Linked DNA regions of Mus musculus: region 1 is linked to region 2. A link is a loop called in an ENCODE intact Hi-C map of the cell type or tissue named here. Cell type or tissue: heart. All regions are shown on one strand. Links, peaks and the distances in the headings refer to the core of each region. The heading gives the core; the rest is flanking DNA. Region 1 holds the start of Calcb (calcitonin-related polypeptide, beta). Region 2 has its middle 18 kb from the start of Cyp2r1.

What was found. Peaks named below come from ENCODE experiments on the same cell type or tissue, not always from the same donor. Only the 100,000 strongest peaks of a DNase experiment are listed, where the experiment ranks them.
Region 1: it touches region 2 in a loop (7-fold over the local background); 12 of 42 quality-filtered maps call a loop at or near these places.

The regions. Positions count from the first base shown.
Region 1 is chr7:114,718,356-114,721,195 of GRCm38, forward strand. It overlaps Calcb (calcitonin-related polypeptide, beta), which reads left to right and starts at 288. Exons shown (of 5, transcript NM_054084.2): 1 at 288-367; 2 at 1,380-1,475; 3 at 1,719-1,859. The coding sequence starts at 1,387. In heart, for the core only: a CTCF peak has its summit at 1,593 (motif pointing left); no DNase peak of the experiment used is centred there; H3K4me3 peaks cover 1,403 bases; H3K27me3 peaks cover 2,441 bases.
Region 2 is chr7:114,579,067-114,581,977 of GRCm38, forward strand. No RefSeq gene overlaps it. Among named protein-coding and RNA genes, the nearest start is that of Cyp2r1, 18 kb to the left of the region's middle. In heart, for the core only: a CTCF peak has its summit at 1,520 (motif pointing right); no DNase peak of the experiment used is centred there.

The DNA of each region.
Region 1 (2,840 bases), core at 341-2,840, 140 kb after region 2:
AGGCTGGAGTTCAGGTATTAAAGAGGTCGTGATGTCAAACTCAGGTTTGCTCACATTCTGGACGAATTCACCCTCTCTGTATCCTTACCCCACCCCCACTCCCACTCCTACCCGGTTCCTCAGCAATGACCTCAAAGACAGGGAGTGGACTGCTGCCTCCCTCCTGCAGAAGTGTAAGTAGCTCCAGCTATGACGTTATGGAAGCTCGGTCAGAGCTCTGATTGGTGGAAGAGCTACTGCGGACCCCCCACACCCTCAAGATCGAGAATAAGAGACCACGGCTCTGGGGACAAGACGCCTACAGCCGTGTGTGTGTGCTCTTCTGCAGTGGACACTTCACTCTCGCTGTTCCAACACGGGCTAGCAGGTGAGAAACTTAACTTCTCAACGCCTACAGCTCTCTCTCCTTTAGTTTGTTTCCTTTTGGTTGCTCTTTTTAATGCAGTATTTCACACTGTAGTCTAAGTTGGCCTGGCACCCACTATATAGCTCAAGTTGGTTCGTCTCAAACGCTAAGGTTCTCCTTTCTCAGCATCCTAAGGATGCGGATTACAGGCGCAAGCCACCACACCCCACTCTACTTGGATCCCTTTGCTGTCCTGGTTCCTTATCATTCCACATACATTTCCGCCTTCCTGCAGCCATTGTCAGAAAGTACAGTCTTGACATTTTCTTTTAACTAAAGTAAGTGGGACCCCTACGACTACTCAGCAGCACTGGAAGCTGGGCGACCCTATCTAGGCGCGTCTGTGCCCCCTCCTTGAGGGAAGGTGGTCTTGCCGCATCCTAACCAGTTTTAGGTTAAAGAGTTCCTTGGATTCGGGATTGGGGAGCACTGATCTTTTCTCTCAGATGTTTCCAGCCTTTAGCCTCCTGGGGTTATCAGCAAGCAGGTGGGTCTCGCTTCGCTGTGGGGAGGAGGAGTCCTCATCTGCGGTTCTGAGGTAGTTTAAAAAAAAAAATCTCCCAACTCTGCAGATGGAGAGAGGGGGATTAGTTCCAAGTTAACTTTCTTCCCCAGGGCAACCTCTCAGAAAGGGTGATTATAATAATTTCAACCTGTTAGAAATCCTTAGCAGCGGGACAGCAAGGCGCAGGGATCTCTGGGTGGTTTTTGGTTTCTTCACAGATGAGAGCCAAAGGGGCGCGGCACGTGTGTTCTCCTGCAAGCTGGGGGCAAATGAGTGCCGGTAGCTCCTCCTTGTTCTTAAACCGAGCAGAAACTGCAAACCACATCTACTCTCCCCCACTCGTTTCTGCTCTATCAAGCCACTCACCACACTGCATCTACTGCACGTTTTGAGAGCTGCAGTGTGGTAGGAGAAATAGAACCTGGGTCTATAGTCCTGAGCAATTGGACCATTCTTCTCTTCTTACAGAGACATCATGGACTTTTGGAAGTTCTTTCCTTTTCTGGCTCTCAGCAGCATATGGGTCCTGTGCCTGGCCAGCAGCCTCCAGGCTGCCCCTTTCAGGTAAATTAACCTGAATCAGAAGTGCAGTCTGGCTCTCCTCCGGCTGCCCCTGGGGTGTGTCAACTCTGCGGCTCTGTAGCCCTACTTGGTTATTGGTAATTCAGCGCCCTCATGTGGGAACTGGCCTAATGACCAGACCGCTACGCCCCTAGGGAAGAAGCAAGGGCTAGGAAGCTTGGTTTCTTATTTGGGGAGGAGATAGGCAGGGAATCAGAACCTGCACTGGCTTTGCTACCTCCACAGGTCCGCTTTGGAGAGCAGCCTAGACCTGGGCACCCTCGGCGACCAGGAAAAACATCTCTTGCTTGCTGCACTGATGCAGGACTATGAGCAGATGAAGGCCAGGAAGCTGGAACAGGAGGAGCAAGAGACTAAGGGCTCCCGGTAAGTCTCCTCCCCATCTGACCCCCACATGTAGGAGGACTTATTCCAGAGAGGTCGAGAGACAGTGGCCAGCAGTCCAAGGAACTAAACGTGAGTCCTAGCCTCCCACAGAGCTTCCAGTACCACCAGAGGGGCTCATAGTTGTTAGACACATTACAATGTTGTTTCTCCTGAAAACTCTTGGGAAAAGAAATGAGGAGATGTAGAAGGGATTTGGATTGCACTGATGGGGAAACATCAACATCGCTGAACCTGCTGAGGTAGGACTGGTAAGTGTGGTGCCAGAGGATGGACTAGAATTTCAGGAAGCTTTAACAGCTTCCAACATTTGCTGCTCTTTCAACTGTCAAGGAGCCTTCATTCCACACTTACAAGGAAAAGTTGTTGGGGTAGAAGGGGTCTGGGACAGGTAGCACAGAGTCTGAGGTAGGTCGGGGCATTCATAGATGTGTACACATTGTTACAGGGTCCCATGTTACATTGTTACAGGGCCCATGTGCTCCTAGCCCTGAAAGAGACCAACTCTGGCCTGGTTCCAAAGAAAAGCAATATGTTGACCTACACCCTGATCCACCGTCCCCCCCCCCCCACCCCAATCCCTGGCAGCATGAAAGACAAACAACACATGGAATGCCAGAAAGAGTCACCAATTTTCTTTGCCCTTCTCCACACTGTCCTGGCTTACTGCAACTCTGAGCCTTCCCAATGGAATTTGTGAGAACTCTACCTCTACCATCTCCTGCCCCAACTTCTAGTCCCCCTGCCTAGTTTAACCTGCTGACTGCCGTAAGATTAGCCCCTGGTGTTTAGTGCTGCTTGACATGTCTTCCCTGCCTGCAGTCTGGACAGTCCCAGATCTAAGTGGCATGGGATCTAAATAGGGTTCTGGGCATGTAGGTGCAGGATCTGAGCAACAGGATCTGAACAACGTTCCTGCCATCTCTGGTATGGACTCCAGGCCTGAAACACCATGACAAGACA
Region 2 (2,911 bases), core at 304-2,803:
CATTCATCTCTTTTTGGCAAGTTGTAGGGAAACTTAACTTGTGACTTCCTTGGATTTGTGAGAGAATCATTATCAACTAGAAACATTTCCATGGAAAATATACCAATTAGATCCTTTTCTTTATTGTAAAACAACCTCTTAATCTAACATCTGTATGCAAAACAAGCTCATTCCAGTTCATCCTGTTCTTTTCTTTAAAAAAAAAAAAACTTTTAATTTTGGAATAAACCTAGATTTACAACAAAGTTTGGAGATCGAGAGTTCCTGAGTACTTGTCGCCTACTTTGCCATCTTCTATAACTATTTTTCATTGGTCTGAATCAAGTGAGTAATATCGGATGCTAACTACTAACAACATTCTAAGAGCCATTCGAAGTTTCCGAGTTTCTTCTCCAGTTTTCATTTTTATGTCCCAAGATCTAATCCAGCATGCTGCTTCACTGCAGTTTGCCATCCTGTTTCCATTGTTCTATAGCAGTTTTTCATATTTTTTAATGCTCCCTGTCCTCTTTTTAGTGAAATTAAGGATTTAGAGGAGTTCTGGCACGGCATTTTGTAGAATTTCCCCAATTTGGATTAGCTTAATGTTCCCCTCACATTTAGATTAGCATGGGGGTTTGGGAAGGAGCACCAGAGAAGTGAAGAACCCTTCTCATAACATCAACAGGGCTCGTCACATGTGGTCTCAGCTTCGTTCCTGAAAGCTCTCTGCACTGTCACATTGGTTTTCTCCATATTTTATCCTTTGGAAGCAAGTCATAAGTCAGGCCCACATAAGAGGAGGGCTTTAAACACCATCTACTGAAAGGGATAGTGCTAAAGGAACTATGCAGTGGCAGCCAGTTATGTTTGGTTTCTTTCATATAGCATTATGTTTTAATGTTTCATCCTAATTATAACATATGTCTTAGTATCTTATTATTTTTAATGGATGAGTACTATTCAGTTGTATAGACAAATTACATTCTGTGTAGCCTTAGTTCAGGGTATACATTCATTCACAAGGACTGGAATTAGTGTTGTCATGATCAGGCTAACATACCTAATTTTATAGTAATTGCTAATATGACTTTCAAAGTACTGTGTTCTGCAACCCTCTCTCATAAAGACAAAAAAAAAAATCCAACAGCACTTGACTGGTTTTTCAGTATGTTTAGTGCTGCATACTGGCAGTTTGGACCCTCACATTCTAGCAAGGTAGACGATAGTATTATTCCATTTTATGGACAATGAAGCTGAGGCAAGCAAGTTTAGATCACTTTAAAAGCCCAAACCTAGTAAACAGTAGAGCTGGGCATTGGGGCCTGGGTCATCTGGGTCCAGAGTTTCCTAACATACTCCTGTTGCTCATGGTGATCTGCAGAGATGGAGCAAGGGCTGAGGGAAGTGCATGGCCTGACTTGACGGAGGGTCCTGGACTTGCTCTGCGTTCTCTCTTTCTTTACCTTTCAATCAATTTGATTGCTTTTCTCTTCAATCTCTGAGTTAAAGGATTAAACCTTAGGCTGGTTGTTTTTTGCCACCAGATGGCGACAGAAAGCTATCTAGATAACAAGTGCTTGCTAGTGTGATTAATCCCTGAGGAGGAAACTGATGTGAACTCATGGAAATATTTCTCATTCCTGAATAATTAAGTTCAAGGGAAAGAAGTGAAGTCGCTAAGGCTTAATTGATGCAGAAATGCCTTAGGGATATTTGCTGGTATTCAGCACAATGTTGAAAAAGAGCTGGTGATGGTATATGCATTTGCTGTCTGAGAACCCAGAGGCAAAGAATTCACTGTTATTACATTAAATGGTGATAGCAATGACATTTTTAAATATTCTTTTTCAAAATAATAATGTTTTAAATGTTATCCAGAAGAGTCTTGGGTTTTGTCAAACCCCTTTCTACATATACAGAGACAACTGCATGGGGCATCTCTTTTATTCTGTTTAAGTGGTAAATTAAATTGACTTTTGGATGGAAAGACCAATCTGTATTTCAAGCACAAACACCATGTACAGGTGAGAAAGCACAGGCCGAGCAGTCCCCTCCCCCACGCTGTGGGAGCAGGAGTGGCCGAGGTGGGCTTCAGGGCCAGGCTGTCTAGTTCTGTGATTGGCTTCCTATTGCTCTTGCTGTTTGTCTAGGATTACATTTCTATTTGTGGGAGAATTTTGCTTCTAGTTTTCTTGTCCTGGTAATGTCTTCACAAGTTTTGGTGGGATTAGCTGGGAGGTTCATCGATGCTTCTCTAGGTTTTTGGTAGAGTATATTCCTTTCTTGAAGTTTGCTTTGTAGCCGGAGCCAAGCTACACATACACATCTTTGTCAGACAAGCGATTACTCATAGTTTCCATTTCCTGAGGTGTAAATTTTAGCAACTTGTCTGTTTTTCAGTAAATGTCTGTTTTGTCAAGGTTGGCCAAGTTATTGATACTGTGCTCTTCGTACCATTTCACATCTGTGTGGTCTCTGGTAGTGTGCCCTATTTTATGTTGATTAATCTAAGAAGCCACTTTGGGCTTCGCTGATTTTTTTTTCTGCTACTTCATTATTTTCTATTTTTATCTTTATTGTTTCTTTCCTTTGTGTTTGGTTTAATTTATGATCTATTTTTTCTAGTTTTTTTTTTTTTAAGATGGAAGTTGAAGTAACTCTTGAGCCTTCATTTGAAATATGCAGTGATTTTTTTTCCCCCATTGTTATCTTTAGTTGTTCCACAGAGCCCAACAGGTCATGTTTCCATTCTTCTTTCAGAACATTCTCTATTCTCATGGTGGTTGTCTCCTAGACACATGAGTTACTTAGAACTGCACTATTAAGTTTGTAGTTTATTTGTGTATTTTCTACTTTTGTTGATTTCTAAATTATCTTTTGTAATGATGAAAGAAATACTCTCACTTCTAATTCTTTGAAATTGAGAGTC